Regions from separate parts of the Homo sapiens genome. Here region 1 is linked to region 2. A link is an interaction called in ENCODE POLR2A ChIA-PET data of the cell type or tissue named here. Cell type or tissue: Caco-2. All regions are shown on one strand. Links, peaks and the distances in the headings refer to the core of each region. The heading gives the core; the rest is flanking DNA. Region 1 overlaps DLG2 (discs large MAGUK scaffold protein 2). Region 2 overlaps DLG2 (discs large MAGUK scaffold protein 2).

Evidence for each region. ChIA-PET counts read pairs that join two places held together with the same protein. Peaks named below come from ENCODE experiments on the same cell type or tissue, not always from the same donor. Only the 100,000 strongest peaks of a DNase experiment are listed, where the experiment ranks them.
Region 1: POLR2A ChIA-PET joins it to region 2 with 10 read pairs; 2 of 35 experiments call an interaction of 5 or more read pairs at or near these places.

The regions. Positions count from the first base shown.
Region 1 is chr11:83,456,132-83,467,507 of GRCh38, reverse strand. It overlaps DLG2 (discs large MAGUK scaffold protein 2), which reads left to right. Exons shown (of 28, transcript NM_001142699.3): 26 at 691-800; 27 at 5,415-5,506; 28 at 7,584-11,376. The coding sequence ends at 7,690. Among named protein-coding and RNA genes, the nearest start is that of CCDC90B, 180 kb to the right of the region's middle. In Caco-2, for the core only: no CTCF peak of the experiment used is centred there; no DNase peak of the experiment used is centred there.
Region 2 is chr11:83,719,203-83,730,578 of GRCh38, reverse strand. The region is part of intron 18 of DLG2 (discs large MAGUK scaffold protein 2); the gene reads left to right. DLG2-AS2 (DLG2 antisense RNA 2) reads right to left here. Exons shown (of 12, transcript NR_187249.1): 11 at 9,594-9,749; 12 at 5,189-5,387. Among named protein-coding and RNA genes, the nearest start is that of DLG2-AS2, 87 kb to the right of the region's middle. In Caco-2, for the core only: a CTCF peak has its summit at 6,473 (motif pointing right); DNase peaks (open chromatin) are centred at 3,981, 5,258, 5,608 and 6,278; H3K4me3 peaks cover 1,721 bases.

The DNA of each region.
Region 1 (11,376 bases), core at 1,865-9,864, 260 kb after region 2:
TAGAGTGCTAGGATTACAGCCATGAGCCACTGCACCCAACCAACCATATGTTTAAGTTAACCATTTTTGTGTCTGCCCTCCACTAGACTGAGTACCTTGCAGACAGGATATGTACAAGTACTTGGAAAAATTCACATTATTCTCAATCTTCCACACCGAATGTTGGGCAGGGTGAGACAATGAGGTGTCTATTTTTTCCAACCAACAATTCTGTTAGTGCTCCAGACTTGGGTTTGCATGCTCCTAGCACTAAACTATTGGGCAAGTTAGTTAGTGTGAGTCTTCTGTAAAATGCAGCTGATAATACCTACCTCAGAGATTTGGGAATTTCTTCTGACAATTGTGTTCAGAGATGGTTTTTAAACTTCATGAGAACAGACTCAGTCACATAACATACGGCTGCATGTCATCTTTGTGTGTTACATCAGGTATTTAACTGAGAGAACATATGTAAAATGTCCAGTCCAGTAGCAGACACTTTGTAAGGGGCTAGTTAGTATTAGTTATTGTAAACACTCAATGATGACCCTATATATCGATTTTTATTTACTCTTTGCAGTGATCTTTTTCTGACTTTAGAAATCCAGCATCCCCTACCTTCCTCTAAAACCTACATACATTAGTTTCCTTTTGTTGGATTATGGCCATGCTTCCTATATTAACTTCATATTTTTCTTCTCTTTCTACCAGGGCAAACACTGTATACTTGATGTATCAGGAAATGCTATCAAGCGGTTACAAGTTGCCCAGCTCTATCCCATTGCCATCTTCATAAAACCCAGGTCTCTGGAACCTCTTATGTGAGTAGAGGGCATTGGAGGCCTTCATCCAACTGACTCCCTGTTCTGTATTATACTGAAAATTACTAACAGGATTTTGCTGGGAATGCTTACAAATGGGAAATGCCATTGTTGATTTTTCAGCATTCTCTTTTTTTGAAGATATATCAAAGTTCTTTTAAACAACTAGAAACATAATGTCAGTGATTTCTTTTTTTAACATCCCTCATTTTAACAATAATAGTAATTCCTTAAAACATCTTCAATAATGTTTCCTGATTTTTATTGTTTTACTTCACGGATTGTTTTCTTTGTTAGTTTTTGAGGTTTTGTTGTTGTTGTTTTGAGGATAGCTTGGCTTGATTTGGTTTTTTGGTTTGCTTTTGTTTTCCAAATGATAGGAAGCAATCATTTTTTAATTGTCTCATACTTCTGAGGCAGGTCTATAAGTAAATCTTTTTAAATGTGTAGATTTTTTATAGAGAGAGCAGACAACGTTTGAGACTTTTTTCATTGGCATTTTCCTTGGTTCTCTAATAGAATTCTGATGTTCCTTAATTAAAACTTTACATACATAGAACATCGTTCTTAATAGAGTTTTCTTAGTGGCGTGGCAGTAAAACATCTGTAACTTAAACCAGTAGCTTCATACCTGTGCACTCAGGGTTTTTTCTTTTTTTTTCCCCTCCAAAGGACTTGTGAAATAACTTCTTTCAAGAATCATTAAACAAAGTGGGCAGACATTCACGATCTGACTGTAAAGTCAGTATAGGCAACTCCCATTCACAAAGGTGAAGCTACAGTAGATAGAGGTAACCAGAAAAGGGGCTACCAGCAGGGACCTGAAAATTGATCAGGCAAGATTTGGTTCTTTACTTTGCCACTGATCAGTTAAGTAACCTTGGGCAAATTGCTTGACCTTTCTAAGATTTAGCTCCTCACCTCGAAACGAGGCATACTAATAAATACCTCATAGAGCTAGTATAAAGGTTAAATAACAAGATTAGGAATTTAGTAAAGCTGTTCATGTACTCTTTGGCATATGGTAAGTACTCAATAAATAATACCTATTATTATTGTAAAAGATATAAAATTACTTCATTATAAAGGAATAAAACTATTTTATCATTATAAAACACATAAACAGTACCTCTTCCATGACAGTGCAAGAGATAATGCCAATGTGTCTGTCATGAGGGCCTTGATCAAATTTTGCCTTCATCTGGGCCTCAAGACCATAGTGTTTGACAGGGTTCAGGAGTGAACCACAGAGTACTGGAAAATAATGTTTATGGAAGGACCGAAGAAACAGAAATTATTTAATCCCAGTGGTGAAAGCAATTGCTTACAGAGGATATTAACTGTTCTGTGTCTCCTCTGAAGACAAAGAAGCAAAGCAAACTGCAGCAGCTGGAGTGGCAGCCTGAGAGAATTAAGTTAAATACATAGTTGAGCTCTGGGGAAATAGCCAGAGATGTACCTTGAAAGCAGAATATAGTCCCATATATAAAAAATGGACAAGGATTCTTACCAGGATAAAAAAAGTAAGATCGGGAGGTCACTGACAGTACCTTCAGCCCCATGAATTTAGGTATTAAATTATAATATAAAGAGTTTTTCCCATGGCTGGCACATGGAAAAATATGTACTAATGATAAAATAATGATTCTTAATATTATCATCCCCAATAGCATGTATTAAATTTCTCCTTGTATAGGATACTATGTCGGGCATTGCACAAAGTGAATTAAGCAAGTACAAATTTCATGATGTAAAATTGATTTATAATCTGTCAAGAGCCTCATAAATATAAGTAATGCTAACATTAATGAGAAGAAAAATAGTCCTTACTTCCTGGGAACAGCCATCTTAAAGGCCTGTTTCAGAAATAGAAAAATAAATCTTCATATTGTAAACACTCAGTGGGATAAATGGCTTCCCAGGGGAATGAGGCCTGAGGGAACGACAGCAGTGGCACATTTGGTCCGGTGCAATATTAGGAGACAGTCCCATCTGGCATTCCATAGGAGAAGGTCTACTGCCTTCCACAACTATGAGATGACTTATTTTAGTTATGCCTTAGGGCACTGTCACAGCCACTTATCACCAAGGAAAGTTAAATGTACTAAAGGCTGGACTTCACAATAAGGACAGTGAATCTGACATAATTTGCTGCAGCCATATTCATGGGTCTCAAGTGCAGTGATGGTGACATTCAGACCAATGCAATCTACCTACTAAAGGTTGGATGTTTACTTTACAGTTCACTCTTTTCCAAGGCTTTTACTCCAGGAGCAAAGCTGCCATGAATTGCCCATTCCCCAGAGAGTAGTGAATGCTAGGTCAGCCGGAACAAAAGCATGACAGCTGTCACATTTACACATTGATACATCATCACACACATTATTTCTCAAGTGCATCATCCACATCAAATCACAGAGCTTATTAGCACATACATAGCTGACTCTTCAGAGGAGCATAAAATCAAAGATGTGTATGAAAGGGATGTTCTTTTTATATTGTGCCACCATCTGACTTCTGTTCCCTTTCCATGTGGCAATCTCCCTTCACCCTGCCACTTCCAATCTGCTTTTACCTTCCTGCTCCCATGATGCTCTGTGTTTACTTCTGTCTTCAACTATCTTATAATTATGTTTATCTAGCTCCCCATTTGTTCATTCATTCATTCATTTACTCATCTATTCATTCAACAAATAAATGTTGAATCAGTCTCCATGCCACATGCTGACAAACAAGCCATGGTCTTCGCCCTCAAAGAATTACTGATCAGTCAAGGAGACAAAATAAATTCACAGGTCAGAGAATAAAAACCTAAACTAAGTCATTGCTGTAATCAGTAAAAAGGGAATTCAGAGAAGACAGAATTCTTGGAAGGCAGGTCGAAGATGATCCAGAACTATGTGATTTCTTTCTTTGAGACAGGGTCTTGCTCTGTCCAGCCCAAGCTGGAGTGTAGTGGTGCCATCATGGCTCACTGCAGTCATGACCTCGTGGGCTCAAGCCATGTTCCCACCTCAGCCTCCCAAGTAGCTGGGACTAAAGGTATGTGCCACCATACCCAGCTAATGTTTGTATTTTTTTTGTGGAGACAGGGTTTCACCCTGTTGCCCAGGCTGGTCTTGAACTCCTGAGCACAAGTGATCCACCTGCCTCAGCCTCCCAAGGTGTTGGGATTACAGACGTGAACCACTGTGCCTGGCCCACATGATTTCTTGACATCTGGAGCAAATATTTATCTTTCTCTGAAGAGTGTCCCTTGGTTTAGCCCAGCATCTTCTCCACCCACGAGTAACATCCATTCACAGCATGTACAGCTGAGACTGTTTGGAAGAAAAATTATACATAACACCCCTCAGGACAAGATGAGTTTAGCAACAAGAGTTCAGGAAATTCTCACTACTTTGTATTTCAGCCATTAATGTCTAATGTCAATATATTGTTTTTTTTTTTTCCAAATAGCCTCTTTTGAAAGATATCAAGTCTTGGTATAATAGGAAGTCTAACTGAAAATTGGTTTAAAAAACCAAAACCTTGAGTTCTTACCCCAGATTACTCTTCGTTAAATACACAGCCTTAAGCACATCCCTTCTTGCCTCTGTTACTTGCTCTCGAAAGGAATTGACTAAGGCCAGATGTTCCAGACCCAAATCTCTGGCTTCCTAAGCAGCATGCAAGACGGTAATGATTTCAGAAATTCTACATGCACCTGTGATGCATCCTGATCAGCCAACCAAATTGCATTTGGCAGGACATTTTTTTTTTAACACCTGGAAGACCCGGAAAGATAAAGCTGCCAGTAGTTAAGAATCAATAGATTAGGTTTTAGAGAGAATTCAAGAATTTTTCATTTCTCTCCCACCTTGATTTATCCTTGAGCCTTTTAAAAAAAATTTATATATAATAGTTGTACAAATTTTTGGAGTATATGTCATATTTTAATACCTGTATACAATGTGTAATGATCAAATCAGGGTAACTGGAATATCCATCACCAGAAATGTTTTGGGAACATTACAGTTCTTCTCTTCTAGCTATTTTGAAATATTCCTATAACTGCATTTTATACCCCTTAACCAGCTTCTCTTCATCTCCCCTCCTGCCTTCCCTTCCCAGTCTCTGATAACTACCATTCTACTCTCACATTTCAGAAAGTCTGAGATACACTAGAACAAACTCCAAGAAAGGGTGGTCAGGAAAGTTCAGATTTAGAAATCACATCCAATGAGGGGATAGATGAAGCAATAGGACAGTTTATTCTGAAGAAGTAGAAGCCTCAAGACACACTTAAGCACTTTACTTAAATATCCTAGGGCCTACCATGGAGGATATTAGGTCCCTGCAGAACAGGGACCAGTGACTACAAATCATAAGGAGACATATTTGGCTTCAATCCAATGTGGGACCAAGAGACTGCCCTTTGAGAGAATGAGCTTTCTGGCCGTGAGTCCTTGTTGCTGAAATTATTCCAGCACAGAGGAGTCCTGAATGAAGACTAAAAACCTGTTGCTAAGATTACACTATGTTTTCTGTAGGATTTATTTTTGCCATACATTTTAATTTTTTAGGATTTGGAATATTCCCTTTATGTTCTAATACAAACCCTCATTTTCCCAGGGAGATGAATAAGCGTCTAACAGAGGAACAAGCCAAGAAAACCTATGATCGAGCAATTAAGCTAGAACAAGAATTTGGAGAATATTTTACAGGTAAGTTCACTTTTACCCTGGTAGTGTGAGAAAGGGGATAAATTGTCTGACATTTGGCACAGAGAGGGTTCTGGGCCTGGTGTACTTGTGCCCTAAAACCTTCCTGTTGAGAATCCCTAATATCTGTTTCATATACAAGGAGTATCCCTCTGCTTCACCCATTTTGATGTAAAACCCTGGGTTCTCCTGAGAGTTCAGCTGCAGCCAGCTCCCAGGTTCCCACCAGCCCTACCCAAAACCATGGGCAGGAGATACCCCTGAGCTATCTCCTACCATGAAAAGGATTTGAGGCATTGCTACCTCATTAAACTATCTCCCTGATATCATCAGAAAACTTGAAAAACAAAATTTTAGGGCTCAAAATGGTCAGTGTCCAAAGCAGTTACTCTTGAGAAGAAGCTTGGAGGCGTCCGTCCCCAGCTCCATGAGCTTTCATCAGTGTCCCTATCAGCAGCACCTGAACAAGATGCTTAAAACTTCCTCATGTTTCAGTTCACTGTGTCAAGTCTCAACCAAAACTGCTTTTTTTTTCTTTTTAAATGTTTCCTTGGAAACATGAAGGGGAATAGAGGTTTTCTTCTGGAGAGCCTGAGTTCTGAGTTCTGTATTCCTATATACTTTCATAGAACACTGAGTAATCAGACTTTGTGAAATTTGCCTTACACCTGGTTCCCGGAGGTTTAAAAACAAGAACTTTCGAGCTGGGCTTATGCCTCTAATCCCAGCACTTTGGGAGGCTGAGGTGGGTGGATCACCTGAGGTCAGGAGTTCGAGACCAGCCTGGCCAACATAGTGAAACCCCCGTCTCTACTAAAAATACAAAAAATTAGCTGGGTGTGGTGGCAGGCACCTGTAATCCCAGCTACTAGGGAGGCTGAGACAGGAGAATCACTTGAACCCAGGAGGTGGAGGTCGCAGTGAGCCGAGATCGTGCTACTGCACTCCAGCCTGGGCAACAAGGGTGAAATTCTGTCTCAAAAAAAAAAAAAAAAAAAAAAAAAACCCAAGAACTTTCTTCCTGGATTACCATATGTGAAGTTAGATGTTTTATTTTTTACCTTATTCAGAATATAGAAAGTGTCAGTGCCTTAGCAGTTTGTAAATATCTTGAATCAGGTAATATTAAGTAATCTTTCTGTCAGTAACCAAGATACGAGCTGTGTTTCATCCTAAAAGAACATCCAGGTAGGAGAAACAAAAGTGTACATTTTGACAGTGGTTTATATTTTGTATACAATACAATAATATATTCTGAGGATTGTTTTTAAATATCTAAATCATCTTTCAGTAGTAATTTATTTTTAAGACCTAGTGTCATATGGATAATACTGATGTGTTTTGGAAATCTTTCTACAAGATAACTTTTGTTCAAATGAGACAATAAAATGTACTTAAATCTACTCCAAGTGACTTAGTGTTTTAGGAGATACACAACTGAGCAGTTTGTTTATATTTCTTCCTGTTTATGTTTCTTATAAATAGTGGACTTATGGTATTCTCAATATGAATAGCTCTGTATGGTAAAAATCTCAAGTTACCAGAGATTTGGGGAATTAATGGGTTTTCCTATTAAGGGCTTTGAGGGTTGGGAGGCTAACTAAACTTCCCTCTAAAATCTTCATTATTTCCTCGGTGTCTACAATATCTGAATTTCTGCTGCTGCCAAAATAAGTAAATATACAGACTGTAAGGCCAGTTTTCTTTTCTAAATAGGGAGCTCTCAGTCTGAAAATTGATCATTGCCCAGCTCAGTGCCTGGCTCAGAGTAGGCACCCATAAAATATTGGTTAAATAGATGAGTGATAAATTGTCCAGTACTACAGACAGACATGTAGAAAGTGCAAAGACTGTGAATCATTTGTTACTGATCCAGGATATCCATTGAAAGCATTTCTTAAAATCATGAATGTAACTTTGCTTATATGAATTTTCTGCTTCTTCTTACTAATGAAAAATGATATGAAGCTTCCTGATGAGTCATCTGCTACTGATTTGAGCCTCCAATGTGTAAGTGATGATTGTTCTTCACCATCCAGGAAATTATTTCTAATTCTGGGTGTGTTTGCTTTTGTTACAGCTATTGTCCAAGGAGATACTTTAGAAGATATATATAACCAATGCAAGCTTGTTATTGAAGAGCAATCTGGGCCTTTCATCTGGATTCCCTCAAAGGAAAAGTTATAAATTAGCTACTGCGCCTCTGACAACGACAGAAGAGCATTTAGAAGAACAAAATATATATAACATACTACTTGGAGGCTTTTATGTTTTTGTTGCATTTATGTTTTTGCAGTCAATGTGAATTCTTACGAATGTACAACACAAACTGTATGAAGCCATGAAGGAAACAGAGGGGCCAAAGGGTGGGACAGAAAAGACATTGCAGTATGAAGGAAGGCTTTGGTTTGCTCAAAGTGCCAGGTGTAGGGATGAACCTCTGACGGGCTTTCTGCCCAAGAGATGAGATGAGAGCCTCCTCACCCCAGCAGATGTCCAGAGCTGATTTAGCTGCAGAGCTCTCTGTGTCTTTTGCTTTAAAGAAAAATTGCCAGCACTCGAACCTCATCAGCCTTCCCATTACCCACATCTGTAATTGGTACACTTTGAATTTTATAACTATGCACATCTTTTGATTTCTTAACAAGCAAATGAAAGAAAGAAGGAAAAAAGAAAGGAATCCCTTTGGAGATGACATACTATCAGGGAAGGATAAGTGTGTAGTTTTTTGACTGGCATCTGCAAAGACAAGAATTTCATAAAATTTGCAAGTGTATGGAGGACTAACCTCACTGACAGGAGGGGATTCCACCTGGGATTAGCTTTATGATTGTTGATTGCCTATTTTGCCATTTATAAACTGAAAGAAGGCACTAAAGATGAGAATAATTTATACAATAAAAATATATTAAATGTATAGAAACAAATTTCTATAGGTTAAAAAAGTTTTGTGAAATATTTTGTAAAGACTAATATTGAAAGACTAAATGTATGCAACATCAGCAGATGATCAAATTCAAGACCTGAAAGTTGCACTCTCCCTTTTGTTGCCAATGATCTGTTAAGAGCATCTGAGTTCCTTTTAAGTCTGACAAAGACTTCTTCCTCACTTACCTCCCTTCCACATTAGTGATACACTCTCATGCAGCACATCCCTTAATGAGTTGCCCTCATGGATATTTTTGGAAGACATTTGGTTAATGCATTTTTTTATGCTGATGGCTTTTCAGAGACAAACTTATGCAAATGATCTAAAGGGAAGTTTTTGCTTTCCTCTAGTTAAATAACCTGAGCCTGCCATGCAAATAGTTGAATAACTTTGTTCCTAGTTACTGACATACAATTCTTAAAGGACCATTTAGCATTTTGGCCAACAATGAGTAATTAGGATTAGTACCTTTTTGTTTTACAGAGTAACTGAGAGTTTTGTAACATCCAGAGATGGTACTAGAGCCAATGAGAGATCTGTTCCTAGATGCACTATTTCTTTGAGGAAGAGAGAGAAGAGAAGTGTCTGGTTGGGGGTGAGGGGGTGCAGACTTTTTTGTTTCTATGTACAGAGCAAAGAGATAGAGTCACAAGGAAAGACAATTAATGACTTTGAGCTCAACCAACTGAACTGCCTTTCTTGGAGCTGCACCTGGACCAAGTTTATTTTTTAACAATTATAATAACGATGATTTAAAAAAAGAAACCTCCCAAAGCCTATAAACTGAACTAGAAGAGTTGGTTTCCCACTTTAGAGTGGATGGCGACATCAGCATTGCTTTTGCCCATGGTGTTTGGGGAGAGACTTTTCAGTGATAATAACCACTCTACTCTGGGTTCTGTGCATGCCCAGACTAAGCCCCATCGCCTTATTTCTGGGGTACATCCAGACCTGGCAGGGATTCTGCCACACTGTGCAGCAAACCAGCATGTAGGCTGGGTAGGAGAGCAAGAGATAGAGCCATCAGAGTGATGGGGCTTCTTCACAGTAAGAACATCGGAGCTTAGAATGAGAGTCTCTTTCCAAAAACAGGCATTGTTCATCTTACGCTAAACATCATTGTCTGCCTGGCTACAGTCACCAAAACAAAACAGAAATGCAAAATTATGCATCTTCCCATAGTCCTGAGGCTTCCTTTGCCAATGGAAGGGCTAGCAATGCATTCTCCCTCTCATGAAAGTTAAATTTCCAGAGACTTCCTTAGATTGCTCAAAATGTTAAAGATATGTCCATGTCTGCAATTCGCCAGTTTCAGGTCAAGGCCTACTTTCATCAATATTGCTCCCAGAAGTTTTCTGACACCAGAATGCCATTCCTGATCCCAGCTCTATTTTTAGGCCACCACGATAACTTCTTTGGTTTCTCAACTGAGCATGCAACCATTTATTTAAAAGACTGTCATTAATGAGTAGATGTTTTCGCGGGTCGTGTGATGTGCTTTCCATTTACTAGTGTTGCTGTGGCTAAGTACAATCAAATTGAACCACCAACCCTTGGTTTTGTAGTAATATAACTATTTATTTTCCTAGTGTAGATGCTTTCAGATTAGAATTGGCATTTGCACTGATTTTTTTATGTAGATTTATATAAATATATAGATACATATATATTTGCTTGAAGAATCACCAAGCAAATTGGTGAGAGGGTCTTTTCCAATAGAATTTACACCTCCATTTGTTGTGTTGTCTTGCACTTCCCAATGTTGATGTCTCTATGGCTCCAATGAACTGGTGTATTTTGCAGCAAATCTGATGACTTGTATGGAAATGGCATGAAAGTTACCCAGATTACATCTGGTGCAAATGCACTCGGAGCCTGGGGCCAGACTGGTGCTAACACTGCAAACTTTGTCCAGAGCTCTCTCCAACCTGAAGGCTTGCTGGGGGTGCAATGTCACCTTCACACATGCTGGGCCCTTTCAGAAAAGTGCCAGATCGTGTAACTGGTGCTATTTTTCATGCTCTGGTACAATGTGTAGCACCACGGGGGTCTCAGCTTTACCAAAATCAAAATTCCATTTGTCAGCTAAGTGCAGAGGCATTTGTTTTTTGCTCTCCTCCCACAGAATTGTCGGCCATTTATTTGCAGGCCTTTTGCGGGATTTCTTGGCTATTTATTTGCAGGCCTTTTTTCCCAGCCCCAAATTCTTGGGTTGGCTCTGTCTGCTTAAAGAGCCTGTCTTCACAAAGCTGCACTCGGGTGCCTCTGTGCGCTGTCTTAGATCCTACTGCCGGCCCTTCAGGACTCCGAGCCAGGAAAGAACTCTCCAACCTCTGGCTCGAGACTCTACTTTTTTTCTCATTCTTTTCCTTACTCTCCTCCTCCTTCTACTTCCGACTAATTCCATCTCTTTTTTTTTTTGTTCCTCTCCTTTTCCTATTCCTCCTTCCCACCATCTCTGAGTTGTTGACTTTCTCCTATAATCCTTCTCTATTCCCTTTCTCTTTTTGTCCACCTCTCCTTTAGTCTCTGTTTCTCTGCCCTTCTTATTCCTCTTCTGTCCTTTCTCCTCTCCTCAAATCTCTGATCATCTTCTCCCGTACATCCCTGTATTGATTTTTCTGTCCTCTAAAGGGCTCATGGCTGATTCAGACAGCAAGTCCATGCACTGGACTAATGACACAAATACTTTAGGTCGCCGTTTCACCTACTCAGCCCAGAAAGTAAAGCTGAGCGTGAGGCCCTGACCTGGAGCCTGCTCCAGCCCGCCTCCCGGAGCCAGCCTGCACCGTTGCCCTGGCAGCGATGATGCATGTGCTGTGGGCCCTGCCGGCGCCTGAGTGCCTCTGCCTGAACACTGCTCCTAAGCGAGCCCACTCCCAGCACTACCGCATGGCTCTGAGGACATTTTCTTTCAATAAAGGCAGACTCTGGCCCCAATTAT
Region 2 (11,376 bases), core at 1,445-9,444:
TAACCTTTGCTCTCCCTGGTAGAAAAGCAGGGATGGGGGGAGAATACCTTTGTCTTTGTAAATCTATGTGCTGCTTTTAGGAAAATGGAGGGCAGAGAGTTTTCCCACATCTGCTTCTTCTTGATTGTCTTTAGCTCAGTAATTCTTTATATTTTGGGGAGGCATATTCCGGTCTCCCACAATCATATACATTATAGCTTAAGTATATGTTCTTAAAATTTGAAATATTGTATTATAAATTTTCAACAAGTGGAAATGGTTAAGTAATTTACAAGGTATCTACTCAGTGAAATTTTAAGGAGTTATTAAAATGTTTCTGACAAAGAGGTATTAACAGGAAAATGTGTGCAATTATAGCAGATGAAACAGTAAAGTGAACATTTTTTTGATATAGTGTGACCTTAACATTGTAAAAAAAAAAAAAAAAAAAAACCATAAAAAAACACCTAGAAGGAAATGACAAATATACTCACAATGATTGACCCTGAGTAGCAATATCTATTTTGTTCTAATATCTTTTCTTTAAAAATCTCTTGTATTTTTACTTAGTAAACTCCAATTGTTTCTACAATTAAAAAAAGTTTGTTTTGTTTTATTTTTGGTTCTATAAAGCGGTTTACTTTTCTGATACAAGTGACTTGGTTTCTGATCTGACGTTATTGTGTATAAAGTATCATGCTTTCATGCTCACTCTTCTTAAATGAAGATATATTTTAATGGTCATATGTTCATTTAGCAATAAATGAATCTGTATAGAAATGGGCAACTCAGATTCACTATAAAACATTCAATTATTAAGATGCACAAAGACTGCCAATTCAACTTTGCCCAGACTGGAGTCTAATGTATAGAATCTCCACTGAATTTACTGCCACCTTCATCAATTCCACCGAATTGACTGCTGCAGAATTTTATCTGCAGCCCTGCGAACTATGATCCTGTATTTTTCAGCTCACAGAGAATGGTGAAGGCTGGTCCAGCTGGTTTGAAGAACTTAATGCAAGGTGATGTGATTTATAGTCCATTTTGGAAGGTCCTCCACATGTGTACTATCTCCAGGCTCATGATTTAAGTACCCAGCTGAGGAAGAGTAATTCCTGTATTATTAGACTTGATTAACCTGAGGAAGCTTGGAGTGCTTCATTTTCAGGAAGGCTCGGGCTGTCCCACACGGAGATTGTATGCTTGAAATATGCTTTTGAAAAACTCTACCTTTGTTTTTCATTCAGTAACTGTCACAAGTACCACAGGAAACTTCTGCCTAATAAGGTCCACTTCCCTTCCTTAGCTTTAGATTTGAATGAAAGATGTCCACCCCACCATTAAATGTTGTATTTAGAGTCATTTGCAGAATAACTTACAATATTATCCTTAGTGGCAATGAACGTCCAAACATCAGAATTTAAACCTTTAACTTTGCCTGTTAAGCAGTTGATAAATAAGAAATATATACTTTACAGACTTACACATGTCTTTCCTGGGTGGGACTTTTTCTTACCTAGCATTGTCTAAAATAATTTATTAAGATATCTTCACAGTAGCATATCTTGGAACTTACCTAGTGGAAGTAACAATGCTTATAATCATGCCTGCATTGTAGAAGGAAAGAATTTTAAAAAGAAAAAAGAAAGAAAAATAAAACAGGACAACAATATTCTACCAACCTTAATTTATTCCTGGGCAAGACAACTGTGTATCACGGTTTTGCAAACACTGGCATAAGTGCTGTTAAATCCCTGTTCAGTTGTAAGTTAAAGTGCAGGGACCAAATGGATTCCCAGGAACTGAACCTATTTCAAGGAGGAAGGCCCTGTGATTTAGGCCTAAGACAAGAGTGTTGCTGGCATGACATTGCTGAAAGCAGGGGAAGAATGACTCCTTGCCCCAGAACTGCTTAGATGTGTCCGGGATTTGTGCAAAGTCCTTTGTGAGTTATTCAAACCAGGCCATCAGAAATGCTATGTTGGGTCATACCAGTGGAACCTTCAGCCAAGCAAGGATCCAAAACATTGCAGGATAGTGTGAGAAATGCTGGAATAACAGGCATATAGGAAATGCTATGGGAATAGTGGGTTGGTCATTATCTCAGTCTGTGAGGTTTGGAAGGATTCCCAGAGGCAGCAGTGTTTGAGTGTGTTTTAGAAGAATGAATAAAGTGAGTGTACAAAAAAGAAGAAAGAGCTGTCTGTATAAAGTCACCAAGTTTTCTAGGAAGAAGATGGTGAGAAGAGAGGCTATTAGGGAAGCAAAATTGTGAAGGTGTCATGTGCTTTACTAAAAACATGGGCTTTGCGCTTTAGTTGATGGGGAGTCAGCAATGGATTTGAACAGAGAAGAGACAAGATCAGGTGAGCATTTTAGAAGGAGTCCTCTGACTGCTGGTGTGGCTAATGCACTAAGGGAACGTGACATAAGAGGGAAGGAGCAAGTTTGGAGAGAGTAGCATTCATGACAGTGGCAGTGGCAACAGAGGGACATACAGAGTAGAGAGACATTTTGGAGGTAAGATTAATGGGATTTGGTGCCTGATTAGATGTGGAGGTTTGAGGCTGAAGATTCTAGTTCATATCACTACAATTGTGATACCACTAACCAAAGACTTTATGCCCTGTAAAATCCATGAATTTGGCTGAACTCTCCAATCTATAGTATGACTTCAGCTGTATAATAGTTCTGTGGCCTTTAAAATTTGAACTAAACTTTTAACTTTACAGAGAACTTCCTTTTGTTTGATCTCACTAAATTTATAGTTTGATAGATGAAAAAGCCAAGTGAAAATAATCTGACTAAAATCACCGAAGTGGATTTTTCGGAGGTTGGACTAGAACCAAGTCTCCATGTTCCCTAGTCTTAAACTTTAAATCAAATAACAAATCTGATAGCTTTGCACTCCATCCACTCCACCCATTTTATATTTTACATGGACTATATTAAAATTGGAGAGACTTTTGAACAGAATAGGAAGCAGGGAGCTTTGGAAAAGTCACAAAGAAATCCTGGGAACTTTTGGGAAGGAAGAGGTGTCCAGTAGAAGGCAAAGGGGAGCCAAGTAATAATGACTCTTCCAGGCTTTCCAGATGTCAATATTTGCATTACTCACAGTCCAAGGGCACCTGTTGCACCTGAATCCACTGAGTTTTCCCTATAAACCTCTCCCCTGTGCACCACATTAGCCTTGGGTGGTGGGGAGTGGAAGGTGGAGAGGGACCAGCTGATAATGGCTGTGAACAACAATCACTGTGGCCTCTACATAGGACAGACTCTGGAACCCTGGGTCCCTCAAGTCTCCTGTCTGTTTAAGAGGTCCCTTACAACTTACTTATCGGCATCACCCTCAAAATCTGTCCCTAGGCAATCTCAACCAGGGAATGAGTGGACTGTTGATTGTGTTGAATAAAATTATCTATGTAGACTATGTAGAGGCTATGAAAATAAGCTTGTTCAGTTTGAAAAGTGATAGGAGCTGCTCTTATATTGTTAAAACAACACTGAATCTCAACCTCAGTGAGCAGAGGAATTGGAGAGTCCTGATCCCTGAAAACCAGAAGTTCTCTACTAGAAGTAGTAGAATCATTTTGCAATGGTGGGAGAATCATTTTCAATTATTTTTTATCCGTGGTGGTGATTGGGAAGAGGTAAGACACCTGTCTTAGATGCAACAGGCATTTGTGGGCAGGAAGAGAGTGTTCATCTGAAGGGGTCATTATTGTCTTTCTAGGAGCCAAAAGGGGCATGCTATCAGGATGCCTGCAGAGAAACGGAAAGTCTTCATGATACTCCTCAAAGCACTGTTTGTTTGTTTGTTTGTTTGTTTGTTTGTTTGTTTGTTTTCAGGCAGATCTGATGTCTCTCAGGGTCTGCAATAACTGACTTGCTGTCAAGATTAGCTTCCACTTGTGGCTGACCTGTTTGGCAATGGTCAAATACCTGTGTCTAACAGAGAGATGGTCTACAGGTCTACACTTGTGCAGCCCTTATCTTTTGGGGGGATTTGATTGAATACCTGCCTTCCTGCCTGGCTCAGTGACTCATCTGATTTCCCATACCTCCTTGTCATTTAGACGTATGATTGGCAGACTCAATAACCAATCATAAAATAAATGAGCAAAATACTGCTTTGAAAGAAAGTTCTTTTTAAAAAACTTTTCTCCTAATATTTTTGTGTGGGGAGGGAAGGAAATTCATATAGAAAAATACAATCCCAAGCTCGTAGGTGTGGTTTAAACAGACCTTGTTTAGTTTTATGATTTAACCTAAAACCCTGGAGACTTCCACAGCTTTCAATCCCATCGAGGGAAGCCCTTTGTCAAGATTAGTTAGAAATGTTAGTGTTAACCCCATTTTATCCCTAAAAAACACTTTTAAAATGTTTTTAGTCTCCAAGCAATGAGCAGATTCAACTTTTCAGTGCTGTTTTCCTAGTGATCATTTGTTTCTGATGAATACATTCACAGCTGATTTTTTTTAAAAAATAAAACATTTACACTTAGATGACTTTGCATCTCAGGTGAGCTTGATTGACTCCTATTTGAGGGACTTTTTTTTCCCTCATAGGGTTTTTTAGCCTGTGCACTGCTCTTTAAGTGTTATAAAGTGAAATAACAGGGAAAAATGAGTGGGTGGTTACCATGGTGACCACCACAGCTGATTTGGGTAGCAGTAGACCGTGCTGGGAAATAGTGCCTTGTTAAACCGAACTGCAGTGATAATATTGAGAGGGAAAGTGAAAATGTCTGAGCTCCGCTTAATCAAATGACCAACCATTAAAACATGAATATCAACATCTGTGCTTTGGCTTCAAATGCATATATAGCACACATCAAAACAAAAGTCCTTAAGCGTACCTGGAAAATGGTTTTAGGAAGGAATCTAAATCGTCCTGGTTTCCAAGTTTTAGCTATTCATCCTAAAATATTAAGAAAAGCTTTAACTAACAAAGTCTTGATGTTGGCATTACAAGTTTTCCTGGTTCAAATTAAATGAAGACAAAGATTAATTTCTGAGATTGAGAGGACCTTATTTCTTGACTTGGTTTTGCCACGCAAAAAGGTGAAATTAGTGAAAGTCCGCCTCCATAAACCTTCCCTTTTTGAATTTTCTTCCCACCTAAGGGACGATTTAAGCAGGCATTTCCTGCCTAAGGGGAGCCAGCAGATTCCAGCCTGCAGCTGAAGAATTAACACTACGCTGTGAATAACTTTGTTTACTCTCTTCCACATTTTAAAAGAAGATACCAGACTACCACTTCAGAGTTGGAATTTCAAACACCAGCAGCTAGCTGGGAGGCAGGATTGAATTTGGAGATAAGAATTCTTCCTGGCGTCCTTCAGCAGCCTCCCCAGGCAGGTTTTCACCTCTTCGACTTTTCCAGGACTAAGCCTTTTTAACTGAGAAGAGAAAGAAAAAGAGGTGAGTGAGATAGCCAACATCTGGAAAGTGATTTGTTACAGCGTTTAAAACGGAGAAAATAATCCCATCTTTCAAATTGGCTTGTTTGTGTTGCAAAGCATCTCAAACTAGCTCTGCCACTAGCCTGGGAAGGTAGCCCTACCTGCTTCACTCCTAACAGGCTTTGGCCACCACTCAAGAGCGTCAGGAGGTGTGTGCTGGCCAGGCGGAGTTTATACACCAAGCAGCTCAACCAGGAGGAGGGAACAGAGCTGAATTTGGGAAGCAGCTGCCTGCTATGCTGAAAACCCCTGGAAACTTGCTAAAGAGCTGTGGTGAGAATCATGCTGCTTTTCTCAGACCCATTTCTCTTGACAGACCATGTGGGGGAGGTGTGGCCAGTAAAATGAAAAGAGGGCAGCAGATTCTCCTCCCTTTCCTTCCTAAAACAGCCTTTCCCTGCCGTTTGTTAGTAGCCACTGCTTGCAGGCATTTTCTACAGTGGCTCTGTTTTCATGTCTGTTGCTATCTGTGTTCTGTGAGAACAACAATCAGTGAATTTTTATCCTCCTTCAACTAAATGCAACCTCAGAATCACACTCTGAGTTTGATTTACCACTGGCCTCTTCAGCAGGATTATCTCATGTGAACTGCTAGACTCTTGATATTCTCTCTCTCTCTCTCTCTCTCTCTCTCTCTCTCTCTCTCTCTCTCACACACACACACACACACGGAGAGAGAGATTGATTAAGGAATGTGAAATATTTGCTTTAGACTTAAATTGGTTCCAGCAATACCTGGATCCACATTGATTTCAGATCAGACATTTAATGTATGCAAGTCCTGTTCAAACAGAAACCAGAGAGCGTGCTTCGGGAGAGCCTAGTTCTAATCCAGGGAGCCAGGCTTATGTGTGTGAAAGAACCAGACAGACTTGAATGTTGAATTCTGCTTTCACCAATCATAAACTGTGCAACCTTGGGAAACCATTTTATTTTACGCGTTCAGTTTTCTTATCAGTAAAATGGGTAGTACGTTCTGGTGGTTGTTTAAAGATTAGTAGTAGTATATGGAAAGCTAGACTCTAACATCCTCCAGGGGGCACGGTTACCTTATTTTGGGCCACATAGTTAAGTAACTGGAAAGGATAATTTTTAACAATCATAGCTTCATAGTTAAGAATGTCAGCTCAGATTATTCTGCCTGAATTCAAATCCCAGCTCTCTCATGGTTAGCTGAATAACATAAACCTGTAAAATGATAATGGTAGTAGTAACTATTTTACAATTTCTGAGGTTCATGCTTTTTATTTTTACTTATGTATTTATTTTTTTTGAGATGTGATCTCACTCTTTCACCCAGGCTGGAGTGCAGTGGTGCGATCTTGGCTCACTGCAACCTCCGCCTCCCAGGTTCAAGTGATTCTCTCACCTCAGCCTCCTGAGTAGCTGAGACTACAGCCATGTGCCACCATGCCTGGCTAATTTTTGTATTTTTTGGTAGAGACAGAGTTTCACCATGCTGGCCAGGCTGGTCTCAAACTCCTGACCTCGGGTGATCCACCTGCCTTGGCCTCCCAAAGTGCTGAGATTACAGGCGTGAGCCACTATTTCTGGCCCCCCAAGATAATGCTTCTTTGGTAAAACCCACAGCATTGCACCCAGCACAAACTAATACTCACTCAATGTCAGCTGTTGTTATTATGATGCAGGAATCTGACTATGGAGCTAGGCAGTTGGCCTCCTTCGACTAAATTCACCTCATTTGTTGTTTTGTTGTTTTCAATTTAATTATTTATTTATTTTTATTTTTTGAGAGAGTTTCACTCTGTTGCCCAGGCTGGAGTGCAGTGGTGCGATGTCAGCTCACTGCAACCTCCGCCTCCTGGGTTTAAGCGATTCTTCTGCCTCAGCCTCCCAAGTAGCTGGGATTACAGGTGCCCGCCCCCATGCCCAGCTAATATTTGTATTTCAGTAGAGATGGGGTTTCATCATGTTGGCCGGGCTGGTCTCGAACTTCTAACCTCAAATGATCTGCCCTCCTCGGCCTCCCAAAGTGCTGGGATTACAGGTTTGAGACACCACCCCTGGCCGTTTTGTTGTTTTTTAAATGAGAAGTTGGACAAGATGAATCCTAATGAACCTTCTACCTCTTAGTGGCTTTGTTCCTAATTGCATCCACATGCATGTAACATAGCCACACATCTTTCTGGTAGGGGCCATAAATAAAATTTTTTAAATGTTTTATGATGGAAAAACAGTGCAATGTAACATACGTTCTGGACTTAAAAATCATTGCCAGCTCATAAAGCCAGATGCGTCATTTCATATGCTCCTATAACTGTATTTCCTTAAGAACATATATTGTCACAGCCCCTGATGCTTCTTTGCATTTCTGTGGCTCTGGGGACTAAGAGACTTGCATCCAAACATTTTGTACTGATTTTAAGAAAGTTTATTCACCTAAGTTGGCTGAAGGTGGCACTTGTTAGCATTTCAAGTTTCTGTATTACTTTTGAGAAGGAACTTGAACCTGTGTCTCTGCTTTCTGTTGGCAATTAATATGTATCTGGCATTACAGCTGAGCAGTTGGCAGCCAGTTTAAAAACCAGCCTGGAGTCACTCCCCACCCCGCCTCTGGAGGTGAGGAGGTAAACTTGCTGGACTGGAGAGATTTGCATTTTCCTCAGAGTTGGAGCTCACCCCCATCAGTACTTCCTTTGCTACTTTCTCCATATCCCCTACCAAATTTACTTCCCACAACTCCTCTACAGGCTTTATGAGTGCCTTGAGCTAGGCTAGCACCCTTATTAAATAGAACAATCACAGATTTTTAGAATTAATTGTTGCCGTAAGACCACCATGAGGGTAGGGACCATGTCTTCTTATGCTTGGCACTTAAAACAGGAAAATTCTTACTTTGCATGGCAGTGGGAGACCATAAGAATGAAACCATAATGATCAATGAGAAAAACTATGATTGACCCATAAACTTTCCAGTTTTTTGTCAAAACGTTAAAAATTATCTTTTTGTTAGATATATAGGGAAATAAAAAATAGTAAAATAATATTTTATTAGTATGCTATTCTTTAAAATATTAGAAACAGTGAAAATTATTATATTTCTTTGGAAAAAAGAGTAGTTGGAATAGTACTTGCCTTTTTCTTCTTGTCAGTCATATAACTTGTGATACAGAGCAAGTATTTTTTATATGCCTTGGCAAACTGTCACACTTTTTTCTAATCATCTGGCAACCTTTTATCCTTTGCACTTTGTGTTTTGAAATACCTACAAGAGTTCTTCAATGTAAATTTTTTTGCCAGTATCATATTCTCTGGGACATTTTCATCCTTTATATCCCAGCCACCTTCTTTATTTATATTCATAAGTTTGCCTTCAGTAAGTTCCTCTGGCTGCATATGTGGAATTTCTCAATGAGCGTTGAGGTCGACATTCCCATAGTCAGCTGTATCTTCTATAATTCGTTGTCGCATCTAAATTTCACTTACAGCATTATAACTTTTTGTTTTCTTGCTGTGCTTTCCTCATTGCTGACAAAGTCCCTCTTTGAATTATCCATTTTTGTAAAATGTCTGTGGATTTATCACTGGAGACAAGGAGGCAAAACAAGTATGCTTTACTGTCTGTGTTGTGAAGTGAATAGCAGGTGCTCAGTGACCAGTCACTGACAGACCTTGAAAGAACTGACGTGAGTCACTGATGATGATGCGCATGTGTTATTGTGTAGAAATTTGTGAATTGAAGAGCTAGTAGCAGGTTTGTGCCTTATGCAATCACTCATACTTAATATATTGTGGTAGCTAAAGTTTGAATTGTGTTGTTGGGGGACTGGAACTACTCAAATCATGGTAATGAAAATTCATGCATATTGGAACCATGCAAATAAAAAATGTCTGTAGTTACTCAATAGTAAGGGTCTGTTAAATGAGTTAATTAACTTGTACGTTCACACTGATCTGGTTTGCAGTCTTATAGTGTCCTTTTAAGTGTCCTTATAGCTTGGCCAACTGCTATCCCCCTTCTCTTCTCACCTGTATAAGATGTCCAAAATAGCTGGTTAAAGCATGTCTATTAAAAATCTCCCTTTGAACAAGTCATTAAATTCTGAGCCTCATGTTTCACATGCTAAAGGCCCAGATTCTTTCTCATCAAAATTTTCCCTTCCTCAGTACCCAGCTCCTCACCTCTGAAAACAATTAATCAGATTAGTTGATTCACCCCCAGATACTCAAAGAGCTCTCAGGCTCCCCAGGGTAGGTTGGTTTCTTCCCGCGGTGAGAGGAATCAGCATGTGGCAGAGAAGTTCTCTCAAATGCTGCCTTCACAAGGGCTATTCAGACCTGGTGAGCAGCAGAAGAGAGGGTTCTTGAGTTAGAGAAGCTTCTTCCCTGGCCCTACTCTCTGGTAATTAAAAAAAAAAAAAAAAAAAAAGGGAGGGCTGAAGAAGGGAGTCAAAGATAATCCTAAACTTTACTTACTCTTTCATTTCAATGTGTTAATATTCAAGACGGACTGTGAATTCTGGAGATATGTAAGTATTTACAGTGTGGTGGTTACCAGCATTGGCTTTGTCAGATATGGGTTCAGGGAGAGATCCATCACTTCTTAGCTCTGTGAGCTTTCCCAAGTTACTTTATATAGTCTTTACTAAGCCTATGAAGCTTTTAGAACCTCATTCTTCCATCTGTAGGTTGTAATTATTATTTCCCTGGGCTTTTGAGAATCTTGAAAAAGGTAAAGAACACAATACACTTGGAGTACCTTTTGTAGTGGAAAAGCTTGAGAAACAGAAATGGTTTTAGCTTCTCAGGCATAACTTACATAACTTAAGTGAATGTCATTCTTTTTTTTTTTTTTTTTTTTTTTTTTTTTTTTCTGAGATGGAGTCTCACTCTGTCACCCAGGCTGGAGTGCAGTGGTGTGATGTTGGCTCATTGCAACTCCGCCTCCTGGGTTCAAGTGATTCTTATGTCTCAGCCTCCCAAGTAGCTGGGACTACAGGCACGAGCCACCATGCTCAGCTAATTTTTTGTATTTTTAGTAGAGATGGGGTTTTGCCATGTTGACCAGGCTGGTCTCGAGCTCCTGACCTCAGGTGATCCGTCCACCTCGGCCTCCCAAAGTGCTGGGATTACAGGCGTGAGCCACTGCGCCCGGCTGAAAGTCATTCTTTTTACTAAGATTTTCTTATTCACAGTATACAAGAGTTCTGGATGTGGAGATAGCATGTAATATACAGATTCACCTTGATGGAAGTTATCCAGTCTGTTTGTCGGGAACAAAGGCTAAGACTGGTGTTTTCTCCTGTCTCCTTATTGACTGTCATTGATGATTAAGAACCTGTATTATATTCTTTATAGAGTCAGTCCCCCAAATTCTTTTGGAACACCTCCTGCTATAGTTTTGATATTTTTGCCCGCCAAACTTCTCGTTGTAATTTTCTCCCACTGTTAGAGGTAGGGCCTAATGGGGGCTGTTTGGGTCCCAGAGGCAGATCCCTCATGAATAGATTAATGCCCTCCCTGGGGTCACTGAGTAAATTCCTTCAGAGCTGGTTGCCAAAAAGGGCCTGGAACCTACTTCCACCTTGCCTCTTTTCTCACTGTTTGACTTCTGCACATGCCCGCTAACCTTCCCCTTTTGCCAGGAGTGGAAGCACACTGAGGCCTTCACCAGAAGCAGATGCTGGTGCCATGTTTCTTGTACAGCCTGCAGGATTGTGAGCCAAAATAATCTCTTTATAAAGTACCCAGCCTCAGAATTGTTTTTATTTTTATAACAGCACAGATGGACTAAGACATCTCCTTTGAGTGTGCTCAGAGGTATGTTCAAATCTCTCAAGATCAAAACACTCAAGTCACATAGTGGCAGGGCGTCTCTTCCATTTCTGCTAATAGTGATGTCTCCCCTGGAAAAAGCAGCTTGCTTCATGGGCTTCTCAGTCCTCTAACACTGCATCCATTACAA